Linked DNA regions of Mus musculus: region 2 is linked to region 1. Evidence: chromatin loops called from intact Hi-C (ENCODE). Cell type or tissue: left cerebral cortex. All regions are shown on one strand. Links, peaks and the distances in the headings refer to the core of each region. The heading gives the core; the rest is flanking DNA.

Region 1 (7,763 bases), core at 2,332-6,331:
AGGACCTGGACATTGCCGTGGATTTTTTCAGGTGACCGGGGTAGCCCACAATTGAAGGATGTGCCTTGGAGAGCTTTGAATGAGCTGAGAAGTTGGGGGAGAGCTTGTCTAGCTAGGAGGGCAGGCTTGTATAGAAGGTGGGAAGGATGAAAGGAGACAGTGGGACTACCAGCCCTGCACTTCCAACATCATTGTGTATCTCGGGATGCCTCTCTGAACTCTTAAACTCTGTCTTTCTCAGTTTCCTGAGCCAGTCCATCCACCTGCTGGAGGAAGATGACAGCCTGTACTGCATCTCTGCCTGGAATGACCAGGTAGCCTAGGTGGCCAGGGCTTAATCAGCATGGGAATCTGTCAAGGCCTGGGGCTAATGCCTCATATGTTGCCCCTGTCCTTAGGGGTATGAACACACAGCTGAGGATCCAGCACTACTGTACCGTGTGGAGACCATGCCTGGGCTAGGATGGGTGCTCAGGAAATCTTTATACAAGGAGGAGCTTGAGCCCAAGTGGCCCACACCAGAAAAGGTACCCAGCAGGGAAGGGTGAATGGGCTGGAATCCCTGTTAATTCCAGACTTGTAGCCTTCATAATGTCCTGTGACCACAGCTGTGGGATTGGGACATGTGGATGCGGATGCCGGAACAGCGCCGGGGCCGAGAGTGTATCATCCCGGATGTTTCCCGATCCTACCACTTTGGCATCGTCGGCCTCAACATGAACGGCTACTTTCATGTGAGCGGGGGAATTAGGATGTAGGATGCTATATGGCTTAGTTGTCAAGGACATGGATGCTGGAGCCTAGCTTTGGTACATACTAGCCATGTCAGTTTAGGGAGGTTATTGTTCTGTTTCTGCCAGTTTCTCTATCTGTAAAATGAGGATTAAAAATGCTGCCTGCCAAGGGCCCAGCAAATCACCTCCTTGTGATTCCAGCAGGAGGAGGAGCTGAGACAGGAAGAGCATTACTCTGAGGCCCTGTCTCAGAAAACAAAACCAGCAACAGCAAAGCCAGCTGGGCCTAATCCCAGTCCTTAGGAGGCAGAGCCAGGAAGGTGACTGAGTTTGAGTATACAGACTAACAAAAAAGTAACAGCAAAAACTCAGAACTCTTGAACTACTTCTCTCATTATAAGGTTTGATCTGAAATTAAAACAAACCAAAAAATTTAGGGGTGGTGGTAATAAAAATTAAAACACCTTTCTTCCCAGCACTTGGAAGGCAAAGGTAGGCTGTTCAACGCTATCCTGGACTTCCAGTCTTGAAAAACAAACAAACAAAAAATTTAGATTTATTTTTCATTTTTTGTCTATGACTGTGCACTGTGTGTGTGCCTGGGCCTGAGGAAGTCAGAAGAGAGCATCAGATGTCCCTGGAACTGGAGTTACATGCTTGTGAGCCACCATATAGGTGCTGGGTACTAGAACTCTGATCTTGTGCAAAAATATCAAGTGATCTCAACCACTGAGTCATCTCTCCATCCCCTGAATATGTTTTTAAATGATTTATTTTATACATATGAGTGTTTTGCTTGCATGTGTATACATGTATCGTGTTTGTGTCTGATGGCTAAGGAATCTAGGAGAGGACACTGAGTCTCCTGTAACTGGAGTTACAGATGGTTGTCAACCACCATCTGGGTGCTGAGAACCGAACTCGGGGCCTCTATAACAGCATCAAGCTAGACGGTGGTGGTACAAGCCTTTAATCCAATATTTGGGAGGCAGAGGCAGGTGGGTCTCTGTGAGTTTGAAACCAGCCTGGTCTACAGAGTGAGTACCAGGACAGTTGGGGCTACACAGGGAAACCCTGTCTCAAAAAAAACAAAAAGAAACAAAAAAGTGCATTTGAAACAGTACAGCTGAAAGGGATATATTTAATTTAGAACCTCCTAAAAGCAAGAGAAGCTAATAAAATCCTTATTTACCAATATTTACCATATTTCTTATCTACTAAGGAAGGACAAGTGCTTCCTCGCGCCATTCATGGAACCTGAATCAGCAGTTTCCTTCCTTCTAACCCATCTTTGCAATTGGCTACATCCAACGGACCGGTGTCTCTTTCTCAGTCTTCCCTTCCTCCCCCTCTGATACACACACCCCTACCCCTTGTGTTTTCAGGTCTCTTGTAGCTCAGCCTGAGACTGGTCTTGAAATTCTAATCCTCCTGCCTCCATCTCTCTTTACTTCTAAGTCTCTGTAGCAAATCTGGGGAAAGCCAGTGGGAACAGGACTAGTTTACGGGTCAGTAGCTTGAGCCAAGGGACCAGACCAAATTAAAGGTAGTAAGAGCTTGCCAAAGACAGCAACTCGGAGGGCCCTGGGTCTTGTAGATCTTCAGTAGGTCAGTGAGCAAGTGTGGGCCACACCAAGAAGTCCTGGCCTTCTGTCCTCATTCCTGTTTCAGGAGGCCTACTTCAAGAAGCACAAGTTCAACACAGTTCCAGGTGTCCAGCTCAGGAATGTAGACAGGTAGAGACTGGCAGCAGGCTAAGGGGGTGGGTATCTAAGGCTTGATGGCCAGTGCTTGCTAGTCCTTTCCTGTCTGGGGCCTTGGGAATTTACCTCAGCCCTGCTGTACCTTTTCCCCGTGTGACCCTTTGCCCTGCTCATTCCTTTCCATGGACCTGAGGGACTCTCCTGATATGTTTCTCCCTCCCCTTCAGTCTGAAGAAAGAAGCTTATGAAGTGGAAATTCACAGACTGCTCAGGTATGCCCTAGGGCAATTGGGATGCCTGGCAGGGAGTAAGGAATCTAGCTTCCTTGGTGACACCGTTAATGGGCACTATAGAAAATAAAAACCAGTGTGCTCTGGTACAGACATTAAGAACTGAAAGAAGGTAGCAGCGGAGCATTAACTCAAGTTCAGGGCCCTGTGTGTCCCATCTAGGAAGTAGGCCCTGTTTCGGCCTTAACTTTTTTTTACCCCAATGCAGTGAGGCCGAGGTTTTGGACCACAGCAAGGACCCTTGTGAAGACTCCTTCCTGCCAGACACGGAGGGCCACACCTATGTGGCGTTTATCCGAATGGAGACAGATGATGACTTCGCCACCTGGACTCAGCTTGCCAAGGTGCCTCAGGCTGCACCTCCCTCAGTAGCGCCCGCATCAACATGCGCTGCCCCTGCTATGCTAGCAAGAGTCTTTGTTAGAGAGCTTTCAACCTCAGAACCTTCTCCTACACTCTTACTTCTCTCATCTCACTTCCTGGCCAGGTATAGTGCGGGCCTTTCATGCAGCACTCGGGAGGCAGAGGCAGGCAGATCTCTGATTCAAGGGCCAGCCTTGGTCTACAGAGTGAGTTCCAGAATAGCCTATGATTACACAGAAAAACCCTGTCTCAAAAAAACAAAGAAGAGAACCTCTCTTTTAAGCCCTTGCTCAAATCCGTACTCCAGATAATGCTTCCTCTTGAAGGGTGAGGCTCCGCAAGGCCTTCAGAGAATCATCTCCACGGCTTCTTGACCATCTCTTTCTCCTACTCTATCCCTGCTAGTGCCTCCATATTTGGGACCTGGATGTTCGTGGCAACCACCGGGGCCTGTGGAGATTATTTCGGAAGAAGAACCACTTTTTGGTGGTGGGGGTCCCAGCCTCCCCTTACTCGTGAGTCACCCCGTTCTGCCCTAGGAAATGGCCTTCTGGGTCTGAAGCATGTCCTCTCCTCTGTACCGTTCATCTGTTATGTTTCAGAGTGAAGAAGCCACCATCAGTCACCCCTATTTTCCTGGAGCCACCCCCAAAGGAAGAAGGAGCCCCAGGGGCTGCTGAACAAACGTGAAGCCTCCTCCAGGACTCTGCAGGGCTGGGTACTGTGTACCCCCAGACAGGCTAGCCCGTTGCCCTACCCTGTAGGATTTAGTAGATGCTGGTAGGGGTAGGGCTGGTTTGTTTTTAACATGGAATTTAATTACTAACTCCAAGGGGAAGGATCCCCTGCCCCAACACCCCTATTCCTGAGTTTAAGGTCTATTTATTTACTTCCTTGTCAAAGAAGAGCAGGAGAGTTCCCAGGACCTCTTTGGGATCCCTGGGTAGCTGATCCACTCTTTTCATACCCTGTCCTCCCAGGCCTGGCTCAGAACCTATTTATTGACTGTCCTGGGGGCCTTGGGAATAGGCCCAACCCGGGGCCTTTATTCCTCTCTGGACCAGGATGCTGCCCTGAGGGTGGGACTGGCTCATACTCAGGAAAACTGTTGTGCCCAACTGATGGACAGGCCCATATGGGGTCCATGTGCTGACAGACTCACACAGAGACCTTTAGACACTGGACCAGGTCTCCTCTTAGCCTTCTCTTTGTCCAGATTTCCAAAACTGGATAAAGATGGTCATTGATTAAAAAAGAAGAAAACCTCTGGGGGTGTATTTTGTAATAGTTTTGTGGGGAGTATGGCGTGGTGGTGAGGGAGAAACCATTACTGGATAAATGGTGAGGTGTTTGGGGTTTTTGGTTTTTTGTTTTATCTGCCATAGTTTATCTTCTGTGTGAAGCCATTTGGCCACCAGGGGATGCCCAAGTCTCAAGCTTCAAGTCTTTTGTTTCAGAAGGGTTCCACCCTGGTACCAGCTGACTTATATGCCTTGCCTACTTGGCAGCCATCTCACACCCCTTCCTCGCTATTCTACCACCCTGCTAGTTCCATCCTTTGTGTCTGAGCCCAGCACCTGTCCCCAGAAACGGAGTAGGTAAGAGAAACCAAAAAGGACAGATGGGGGTGGTTGAGGCAATGCTCTGGACGTAACCATAGTGGAGACAGGAAGTGACTGGATCAGAAACAGTGGCAGCCACAGCAGTGTGGGAGATGATTTTGAGAGAAGATACTGGGCAGGCAGATACAGGAGCAAGGCTTTCTGTGGCCTGAATTGGTTGTGTGCAGAATTCCATATAGGGATGTTTTTTCTGCATAAAAGGTCCATGGTTTTCATCAGAGGCTAGTAACTCAAAGGAGCCTAGGAAAGTCTGAGTTAATCACCAAAAACCAGACAATATAGTCGTTTGGGAGTCAGATAGCCCAAGGCAGGGGAATATGACCTTTAAGGCTCTGAAGATTAAGATCAGGACCTGAGTAGATCAGACTGTAAGAAAGGGTATAACTCTTGCCAAGGACGGGAACTTACTGGAATTCCTGCCCTTTACCTTTGCTGTCCTGGTGCCCCTTACTGGTGCCTAGAGCTCAGCAGTAGTATCGTGCAATATGGCTTTGACATTGGTCACCACCCTGACCCCCTTCAGTGTTCAGTAGAGCTAGTGTTTCAGGTGGCAAAGTAGGCACAGGAGAAGCAATTAGACCGTGATGAAGTGGCAGCCCTCCCTGGACAAACAAATCCCCTTCCTCCTCCTGCTTCCACACAGGCACTTGTGGGAGGAATAGAGTTTGTGTGGGAGATGCAGTTTGCTGGCAAAGGGTGAAGGCCAACTAGTTCTCTATCTAGAATCCTAGTAGATTCTTGGTCAGGCTTCACAGAAGCTGTGTGGCTCTGGCCAAGTCTGTTCTTTTTTGGGCCCAACAAGTGGGTGGGTGATAGCTGTGGGCTGCTCTGGAAAAGCCCATAGAGACAGATGGGGGGCGGGACTGTCAAAGGGAAGGGAGGAGGGAAGATAGTCAAATCGGCTTTGCCTGGTGGCAGCCACTGTCCTGCAGCAACAGCATTTCCCTTGATGCTGCCACTTGAAGTTCAGAGGCATTCAATTTTTGTTTTTTGGGGGGGCTTTTTTTCTGAGACGGGGTTTCCCTGAGTGGACTTGGCTATCTTGGACCTCACTATGTAGACCGGGCTAGCCTCAGACTCAGAGATCAGCCTGCTCCTGCCTCCCAGGTGCTGCGGTTAAAGACATGTGCCACCAAAGTATTGCATTTTTTAAAAAAGACATTTAGATTTTTTTTCAGAGACATTCAGTTCAGTTTCTTCAGGTTGGACTGTTACTGTGTCAAGCAAGGTCCACCCAGTTACAGGAGCCCATCTGGCAGCTAAGGACTGGGTAAAGACTAGGAATGTATTATAGTGGTGTGTTTGCCTAGCACACATGAAGTCGGGTGTGATCCACAATACCTCCTAAAACCAGGCATGGTGATGGATACATATCTCTAAACCCAGCACTTAGGAGACCGAGGCAGGAATTCAGTGTCATTCTCAGCTACATAGAAAGTTCAAAGCTGTGCCGGGCGTGGTGGCGCATGCCTTTAATCCCAGCACTTGGGAGGCAGAGGCAGGCGGATTTCTGAGTTCGAGGCCAGCCTGGTCTACAGAGTGAGTTCCAGGACAGCCAGGACTACACAGAGAAACTCTATCTTGAAAAACCAAAAGAAAAAAAAAAGAAAGTTCAAAGCCAGCCTGGGCTGTATGAGACCCCTCCATCTAAGCAAAAACAACAAAGAAGTGAGATCTTGGCCAGGTGTAATGGTGCACAGCTTTAATCCCAGCATTCAGGAGGTAGAGGACCCCTTTTTCAGAAACAAAGGAAAAAGAATGCTTGGGTGAAAGAGCCAGTGCCAACGGTGGCCATAGTGCTATAATTATGCTCTCAGCCCCTGCATTAACTGTGCCACCAAGATCAAGCAGGCCACACTCTTCAGCTGCCCAGTTCCTGATGAAGATGATGGAAACATACCCGATGTGTCCATCTGCCCTTAGGGCACAAGTCTGGAATTGCTGAAGAACTTGTGTCCCCCTTTGCTGCCCCCCAATAAAATATATACACCCCCCAAAGTATACAGATCTTTAGAGCAATGGATAGGCCAAGAATAAATGATTTTGAGATTCCCCAAAGTAGGGCATATAGCTTAGACGTACTTATCTAAGTTCCTGGAGGGCTCCAACTAGTGACTCCACCCACACAGCCCTGACTTGGCACAAGCTTGTTATTTTCATAGCTTTCCAGTCTAGTGCCCTTCACCAGGAGGGAGAACTTTCACCGCAAAGCCCTCCTGGTACATAAACGCAGACCAATGCAGCTCTCCCTTCCTCAGTGTACTCTTGGACACTTTTACTCTCCCTCCCAGGCTGGAACCAGATACCTACGTCCCTTCCCTCCCACCCTGCTGAGTCTCCAGCTTCACAGAAGTCAGTGCAACTTAGGCAATCAGGACCCATCTCTCCAAGCATATACAGGTCAATTAGAAATATTTTCATTGGTTTATAGGTTCCAAAATGCCTTCTATACATTCCTTCAATGACTTTACAGTGTTAGAAAATGCCCAGGCTGTAAGTGCCTTCATCCACTAGTGGAGTGCTAGGATCATCAAGAGTCTCAGGAAATGGGCAGACTTGGCTGCCTCTGAGACTGGGACCGATGCCCCCCTCACCCCACCAGTGGAAGAACAAGGCAGACAAAGCCCACGAGGTGGTCCCTATTTAGCCCAAAGTCCCTGAGCAGCAAAGGCAAATCCATTCCAGCCCAAATGACATTTCATCTCCACCCATTGCTGCTGCTTAGCTGTGCCAAGTGCCTCTTCCTGGTTTCCATGTGACGGCAGCAAGTCAGGAGGAAGTAGTAGTCTTATTTCAGATTGCAGTATAGATACATGGATACAACCATGGCAGCCAGCTGATGGGGAGGAGCAGGGAGACATGGAAGGACATAATTGAGATCCTCAAGGACTGATTTCTTGTCTGCCCTGAGCAGCCTACACAAAGCACTGTTTTCTCAATGATAGACATGCGTGGTACCCATAGGCCCCTGAGTTGAGTCCTCAGCTCCAGAAATGAAAACACTATAGAGTTCTTTTTCCTCTAGAGAAGCCTCAGAGATGAGCTAATCTG
Region 2 (7,763 bases), core at 2,370-6,369, 440 kb after region 1:
AGTGACCTGCCCCGCTGAGCTCAGCCTTGTGTTTAGAGAATATAAAGTGTTCTTTTCCTTTTCTTATGTTGTTGAATACTTCATGCACAAGGGAAATAATCATATCCCAAAGAGAGAGCAATTGTCTTGCTTAGCCTTTGTTTTCTTCCCTGTTACCTGCTTAATAGGCATTTGTGTGGTGGGATTTTTTTAAGCACACACACAGTACCTGTGGGGCTGTGCACAAGTGGGAGCTGTCAGGGCAGAGATGCAGGGAGGAGATGCTGCTCTGCTCAACAGCTTCTACTACCAGCCCTTGGGGACTCACCCCTGTGCTCAAGCAATCATTGTCAATGACAAAGTGACTATTGAAGTTATAATTGTATTAAATTAATGCTAATAATTTGGATATTTTATTTTATTTTTGGCTGCTGGGTAACTTAGCCCTTAACCAAGCATATGTGGTTGTTTTTGTTTTTTTTTTTTTTTTGTTTTGTTTTGTTTTTTATTTTCTCTTTTTTTTTTTTTTTCTTTTGGGTACAGCTGTAAAATATTTGGATATAGGAAATGTTATTCTTGCAGCCTTGATATTCAGGGTGGATTGTAAAATATGAATTTTTGTGAGATTTCAAAGATTAAGATTATTTTGATAACATTATTTACAGATTTAAAAGATGTGGTTACCACAAGTCTGTTGAGGGGAAAAACTACTGCATAAAATAACTAACGTCGAATAAATATTTTGCATCAGTTTGGATTGTCTTGTGTAAGAAATATATTTTCTTTAAAATTAGAGAGTGGATTCTTTTTTTAAGGGAAATATTTTTAGAAAACTAGGGGAAAACTGAATTCAGCCCCACCTGTTTCTCTTTTCAGCAAAAATTCTTAATGTGGAAAAAACCTGTGCAATAAATTATTCATAATAAACTACATTTTTTTTACTGAAGGAATTTTTTAGTGCCCAGGATTTATCAATATACCTGGGTTTGGAGGCCTCCCCCCACCTCAGTTGGTTGTGTTTTATGTGTAGGTGTTTTGCCTATGTGTGTGTCTCTGAATGCCATGCTGCACTGATTGCCAGAGGAGGCCAAAGGGGGACTTCTGCTCCTCTGGAAGAACAGCTCTGAACTGCTGCTGAGCCAAGTGTCCAGCCACCAATATGAATATTTTAAAGAAGGCCTGACAAGTGCTTCCTACTTAATTAAATGGGTGCATGGGGGTGATTGAATGAAGTAAGACGACAGTGGAGATGGAGGAATGAGAATGACTCCGTGTAGGGTTAGCACTTGCCCACTAAGTGTTTACATCTTCCATACCTAGAAACACATGGTGATGGAAGTTGAGAAATGGTTTCCACAATTTGTTCTCCGAGTTGTATATGTGAACTTGATATGCACATATACATACAAAATGAATGAAGAGCTGGAGAGATGGCTTAGTGGGTTAGGAGCGCTTGTGGCTTTTGCAGTTTTTATGGTTGTGGTTCCACATTTTAGGGCCACCAAGATGGCTCAGTGAACTTAAGTTTATGTCACCAAGTTTGAGGATTTCGGTTTGATTCTTGGGATCCACATGATGAAAGTAGACAAATGACTCCCTTGACATGATACTTTACCTGGCCTACCTGTGCTAACACAAATACATGCACAGGCTAAATGTTAAGATATGTTAAGGAAATTGGCAGCTGGAGGTCATAGTTCATTGGCAGAACATTTACTTGCATTGCATGGCCAAGGCCCTCGATTTACTACCTGAAACCACCACAAAAGGTAACACTTTCAGTATAATGCTCATGTAGCCCATTTTTCTAAATCTGCTGGAATTGGAAGGATGGCCCCATGGAGCACTCAACTAGCTGCTCTTTCAGTTGGCTACGGTTCAAAATGCAACTAGCAATCATAACCTAAGCCACCCCAATTCTAACCTCATTGGGAACTGAATGCGTTGGTATACGTGCAGGCAAAATACCCATACACTAAAAAAGAAAAAGCATCTTTTAAATCTATGAAGTAACAGTTTATTAAGGCAGTGGAGAGAATGCTCGCCTTTTATATAATGTTTCAGAGCACATAAACATCGTGTAACTTGCTCCTCTTTGGATGTTTGGAGAGAACTACCTTAACAGCTCTGTCTTACTGAGGAAAGGCTGCTTCAGAAATGAGGTGCATGGATCTGTGTAGACGAATTTTAATCAGGGAACATGTTTGCTCTTGAAAAGGATCACATCCAAAAGATAGATGTCTGTATGACCTCGCTGGATACAGACATGCCCTTAGTGTGATGAATCAGAAATATCTGACCAAATGAGTCAGAGAGATCAGCTCAGGAGCGAGGATTAAAAAGAAAAAAGGCAATTTTCATTGTAGTATGAACTCAGCAAGGTCTGAGGCTGAAGTAGGTTTATTTTTTTTCCCCCAATTTGCTTTTATATCATTTTAATTACATGCAAATAATAAGATCAGTTCTAGGCTGGAGAATAAGCAAGACAATAAAACTCCCAAGCTCACTGTTTCTAAGTGCTTATCAGGATGACCAAGATATCTGAGCCTACTTCCCTGTCCTAGCCCAAAGTAAAATTCTTGCCTTAAGCCTACTACTTTGTTCTAGCCAAATTAGATTCCTGCCTGAGCTTACTTCCTTGTCCTGGCCTAATGTCAAATCCCAGCCAAGTGGCCCCACAAAGCTCTCCACAGATGGGCAAAGCCCAACTCAGGAAAGAAATGCTACTTAAGAGCAGTGCAGGGGGGCTGGTGAGATGGCTCAGTGGGTAAGAGTACCCGACTGCTCTTCCAAAGGTCCAGTGTTCAAGTCCCAGCAACCACATGGTGGCTCACAACCATCCGTGACGCCCTCTTCTGGTGTGTCTGAAGACAGCTACCGTGTACTTACATATAATAAATAAATCTTAAAAAAAAAAAAAAAAAGAGCAGTGCAGGGAAAATCCATCTTGGAGTTAGTTCAGTTGAGTGTAGTTTAGAGGCAGCTTCACCAAGTAGAGCACTTCAATGAGAAGCTAAGAGAAGCCGGTTTGAACCAGTTCAGAGAGGACTTTGAGACAGAACAGCTGAGTTGAGTCAGCCAGCTTTGAGGAAGAGCTAGAGTGAGTTTATTCAATAGTCTCAGAGCCTGAAAACATTTTAGGCATAGATTCGCCTAGGAGATGAGGATGAACGTTGCTTTTACAGATCTGTGTAAAGGTGACGATAACTTGACCAGCAGAAAGAGCTCGTTTAACTCACAAGTAGTATCCATCTGACAAATTGTATTCTCCCCAACGGGTCTCCCAGTTCTCATTACTGGAAAGGTTCAGATCATTCCTGTCCCAGAATGGGAATTAGAAAGACTATTCCATTGTGTGGTGTGTTAATTCTGTAAAAGATGGGTTTATGCAAAGACATACTGCTAATATGAGGTTTACCTTGTGCGGAAATGTTCCCTACAGTGGAGAATTCTAGCTTGAAATCTGTCCATTTTAGAGAACAGCTGTGGTACAGATGACAGTTGCCTATCAGAGGCTAAATAGGCAATGAAGTCAAAGCCGCAGTTAATTAAATACTTGGCCAAACTCACTGTAATTGGTGGAACAAACTGACATTTTCACACCTGGGCCCCACCCAAAGGTGGCCAGGCACATTGCCCAGGCCTGCCTAAGCCTGTACTCGCTGCCCAGGGAGCTAGGGCACCTCCCCAAACATAAACATACATTTGAAGGACCTGGCGATTTAGCAGACTTGGTCTATTCTTTGTCCCTTTTCTCTCTTTTCTGTCCAGTCCGCCTTTTCTCTTTTGTCACATCCTCTGTAGGACGCTGGTGTCTATAAGAGATTCCATTCCATGGCCGATTACTCAGGGGAATCAGGACTTTTATCCTGTGAATCCTGTGATATGGTTTTCCGCTCCTGGGCTCTGTTGGCCACACACACCAAACGATTCTGCATTGGCCGGCTGACTCCGGAGGTAACACTTAAATCACAGCCTTCAGTCGCGATCAAACGAGGCACCAAGGTAAGGGCCGCCAGTGGCCAGGGGTAGGTTTTCCATCAATCATTATTCTTACGTTTTTTGCCTCCCCGCCACCAGATCATGGCACAAGAAAAGAGCCGTGATCAGGAAGCCAGCACATCTGCTCTAAAGAGGCTGACAGAGGAGGTACACACCAATCATGACTACAAACTTCAACTTTACATGTGTAGAGATTTACATGCTGGAAATCACCCAGTACAGAAATAGCGGGTCCGAGTTATTTGCAGGTGCAGTTGCTGTCCCTACAGAAAATAGGTCCCCGAGCGACTGAGGGTCTCACTTCCCAGACTGCAGGGAGCCCTGGGGAGAGGCTGCGAGTCTTGCAGGGAACCCGCGCCAGACGCATGGCAGAAACAGAAGCACAGAGCCGGGCGCTGGAGCGTCGCGGCGAAGGTGAGAGGTAAGGACTCGGCCCTGTCGCTGTGCTCGGACTCACCCTGACTCTGCCCATTTGTCCCTCAGAATTAAAACGGCGCCTCCACAGCGTGGCGGGACCCAAGGGAGGATTACCCCGCCCATTCGACTTGGAGCGCGAGCTCAGAGAACTCAAGGAAGAGGCCAACCGGACCCGGGGAGCACTGCAAACGCTAGGTGCGCATTTCCAGGCGCTCCAGCTTCAGCCTCGGTGAGTTGCCGGCCCAGCTTTGGTAGGAGTGCGGGCGGGGCCTTGGGCTCGGGTCAGTGACATCATCTGCTTGCGCCAGAAAACTGCAGGACACCCATAGGGCAGTGGAATTCTGTTACCTGCCCCTGCGGTTCAACCCGGAAACGCTGGCTGCAGAGATCCGGTGAGGACCCCGGCCCTGGGTGGACAGGATCGGGAGTCTGTTCAGTCTGGGAGATCGCTTTCTGCTGCCTTCTTGCTAGGATCCTACGTGAAGCCTACGTGCACGGTGGAGGCCGGGACCCAGAAGTTCTGGACAAAATATTGCAGCTGCAAGTGGAAGCGTCAGCCCTGGAATTGCAGCGGTCGCAAAACCGCAAGGGTGAACGAAAGGGTCTATCATAGAGGGTTTCTACACTGATGGTCCTAGAGTTGGAAGGAGAAAAGGGCTTGAGGGAGAGCACCACTAGAATGGGAGGCACGTAAGCCCAAGGAAGGAAAACCCATTGCCAGATGACAAATCCAGGCTTGTGCAGAAACCCTTAAAGTTGGATTACTACATAATGCTTGACAGATCACTTTAATTCATCTCAGAAAAACTAAGTGCCGCCTCTGAGGAGGTTCTAACGGTGGAAGCCGAAAACAGGCTCCTGGAGGCAGAAATCCTGGCATTGCAGAAGCAGAAAGTCCTGAGTCTGTCGCCCTGGGGTCAGTGAAAAATACAGCCTCTCCCTAGACAATCCCAGGGAACCCAACTCTGAAGGGGTGAAGGGACCAAGTCGGGAGGATGAAGTCCATGTCTGTAACGTGTTTCTGTCAATACAGCTATCTTTGTATCTTTGGTTTATGAGCCTGTACTCCCTCTGACTTACTCAGTTTGCTGCTTCCTCCAGCTCAAGCCACTTTGTTGTTGTTTCTAGGATCCAGGGATCTCCCCGGACACCTGAGTAGGTGTGATAACTCCCTCCTCCCTCCACTGGTTGCACCCCCAATACCACAACTTACAAGTTCCACAAAAGCCCAGAACTTCCATGGCACTTCAAAGACTGTGAGAAAGACAGCATTCGGGGTTGATGGCTGGCTTGACATGCAGTTTGGGGATCATGGGCAGATTGCAGTTCTGTAGGACTGAACTCTTTTGTCCACAATAGATACTTAATGGAACCATGACAAGAAAAATGGGTCTGGATCTCCACTTCCTCCTACCTGCATCAGATGTTCTAGGTCCAGCACCCTATGATCCTGGGTGAGGCCTGCTCCCTCCTTCACAGCATTTTTGAATGCTGACATTTATGGAGACCCACCAACCGCCATCCAGGCTTAAAGTACTGGCCGGGTGGAGGAATTAGGGGCTCTGTGTACATAGATTTGTATTCTTCAGGGCTGGCCTTGTCATTTTCTATGACTTCCTGCGGGGCCTTGACACTTCTTGGATATGGGTACAGCTAATGACCAGCTTGGCCCGGAATGGACAAGATACAGGAGGGACCACAGCATTACCTCCAGCCCTTTGCTTGCCACAACCTTCAGCTCCTGGACCTATGGGCAACTGTGCTATCCTAGCAAGCAAGCAGCCTGTGCCCAGGTTAGTAGGTATAGGTCATAAAGGCTGCACCTTACTAGGTCTGATCTGTACACTGGGCCCAAGAGCAGCCCTACAACAAACTAGGGACTTCAGCTAAATACTCGAACGTGATTTTGTTTCACAGGCTGCCTCCATCACCACTGGTATCTTTGATCTGTGAACTACAGGCCTGGCATGGAGTTACATGGGCACCACAACCAAAGGCTTGGGCCTCACTATTGCTATTTGACCAAGATCTGAGGGTGCTTAGGGGCCGTTGGCGCCTCCCACTTCGGGTCTATCCTAACACCAGCCTCAGCCTTGCCCAGAGGAATGAGATTCCCCAGGTAAGTATAGAGGATAAAGACTGGGTATACTCCCAGATTCCAATGGAGTACCACTTCCTTTGTTAGGCAGGCCAGGCTGAGCTCTTTCTGAGGCTGGTAAATGCAAGAGATACAGATGCCCAGACATTGGCAGAGATCAACCCAGCAAATGCCCATGAATACCAGTACCCACCAATGGTGAGTCCACTTCTGGTCAGCCTGTAGGCTAAGCAGCTTCTATTAGATAGTGTATACCAATTAAGGTATCTACATTAATCCTTAAACCTACCCATGAAATACCATGTGGCAGAAAAAGAACACTTGCCCTGCTTTTCATTAAACTTTGTCCTCAGTTTAACTCCAACGTTTGTCTTAAGTTTTGCTTAAAAACAAAACCCTATCTTTCATATTCTATAGGTGTCCAGTTCATCTGTGGAATCCAGCTTCTTCACCCACAGTTCTGCCTTTGCTGACCCCCCACCTCCCACAGAAGAGGCTTTTGTCAGCGTTAAGGATAAAAATGAGCACTTGAGTCCTCACCAGTTTTGACTGAAACACTGAATTTCTTCTAGACCTGCAGCTTTTTAAATGGGGTCTTGTAACAGTGGCCAACTACATTTGATCCTAAAATACTGTGTGGCAAAAAAGAACTTAACCCAAACCCACTTTTCTTTAAACTAGCCAACTAGAATTTCTTCTGCATTTATTTTCCTTTTATAAAGCAGGTCCAGGAGTAAATGTCTTCAAATATTTAGTTAAACTGGCTGGCATTCAACACTTTGAAAATGGCTTTACCTAAACCAGTGTTGTCAAATTTCACTGAATTCAGCTTTCTCAGGAATTGTAGACAGAAATCTATCCGGGATCAAGCTTCCAATATAGAGGGAACTCCAGATTTAGATTAAAGGGTAGCCCAATTCTTTTCCAGCTAAGTAGAGGATCATCTACTGGAATTGTATCCTGGACCAATCAGCAAAGATGGCCTACTACTGCATATAAAGTGTTCTGAATGGAAAAATGGGGAAAAACACTTGAGGACTTGGAGTATAATACAAAGTTCTCAAGAAGAGCCAGACACTCTTTAGCCAAGCTTTTAGTGACGGAGCAAAAAAATTTGTGAAAAAAAATGGAAAATCATTCTGTACAGCTCCCATCCTCAGGACTAGACTGTCAGCAGGCTTTGTAGCATTTAACAAGTCAGTATGAGGCAGCTCAGACTCTGCACCCTGCCTGTTCTAGCCCAATGGCATTAAAATCCTGACCACCA

The links. A loop is a pair of places that touch in the nucleus more often than their neighbours do. Peaks named below come from ENCODE experiments on the same cell type or tissue, not always from the same donor. Only the 100,000 strongest peaks of a DNase experiment are listed, where the experiment ranks them.
Region 2: it touches region 1 in a loop (4-fold over the local background); 1 of 42 quality-filtered maps calls a loop at or near these places.

What each region holds. Positions count from the first base shown.
Region 1 is chr4:116,155,488-116,163,250 of GRCm38, forward strand. Pomgnt1 (protein O-linked mannose beta 1,2-N-acetylglucosaminyltransferase) reads left to right here. Exons shown (of 22, transcript NM_026651.2): 14 at 1-31; 15 at 242-314; 16 at 399-527; 17 at 609-734; 18 at 2,406-2,470; 19 at 2,665-2,709; 20 at 2,936-3,071; 21 at 3,496-3,605; 22 at 3,693-4,357. The coding sequence ends at 3,780. It overlaps Tspan1 (tetraspanin 1), which reads right to left. Exons shown (of 8, transcript NM_133681.4): 8 at 6,394-7,548. The coding sequence ends at 7,501. Among named protein-coding and RNA genes, the nearest start is that of Tspan1, 8.2 kb to the right of the region's middle. In left cerebral cortex, for the core only: a CTCF peak has its summit at 4,500 (motif pointing right); DNase peaks (open chromatin) are centred at 4,576, 4,727 and 5,535; H3K27ac peaks cover 2,731 bases.
Region 2 is chr4:116,592,974-116,600,736 of GRCm38, forward strand. It overlaps Ccdc17 (coiled-coil domain containing 17), which reads left to right and starts at 3,757. Exons shown (of 13, transcript NM_001037916.3): 1 at 3,757-3,984; 2 at 4,060-4,128; 3 at 4,290-4,395; 4 at 4,465-4,627; 5 at 4,707-4,790; 6 at 4,870-4,988; 7 at 5,201-5,314; 8 at 5,527-5,654; 9 at 5,758-5,852; 10 at 5,988-6,191; 11 at 6,316-6,517; 12 at 6,584-6,694; 13 at 6,914-7,293. The coding sequence starts at 3,814. The coding sequence ends at 7,045. C530005A16Rik (RIKEN cDNA C530005A16 gene) reads right to left here and starts at 4,657. Exons shown (of 3, transcript NR_029450.1): 1 at 2,869-4,657. It overlaps Gpbp1l1 (GC-rich promoter binding protein 1-like 1), which reads left to right. Exons shown (of 12, transcript NM_029868.3): 12 at 1-929. In left cerebral cortex, for the core only: CTCF peaks have their summits at 2,841 (motif pointing left) and 4,754; DNase peaks (open chromatin) are centred at 3,546, 3,888, 4,686 and 5,909; H3K4me3 peaks cover 2,233 bases; H3K27ac peaks cover 1,938 bases.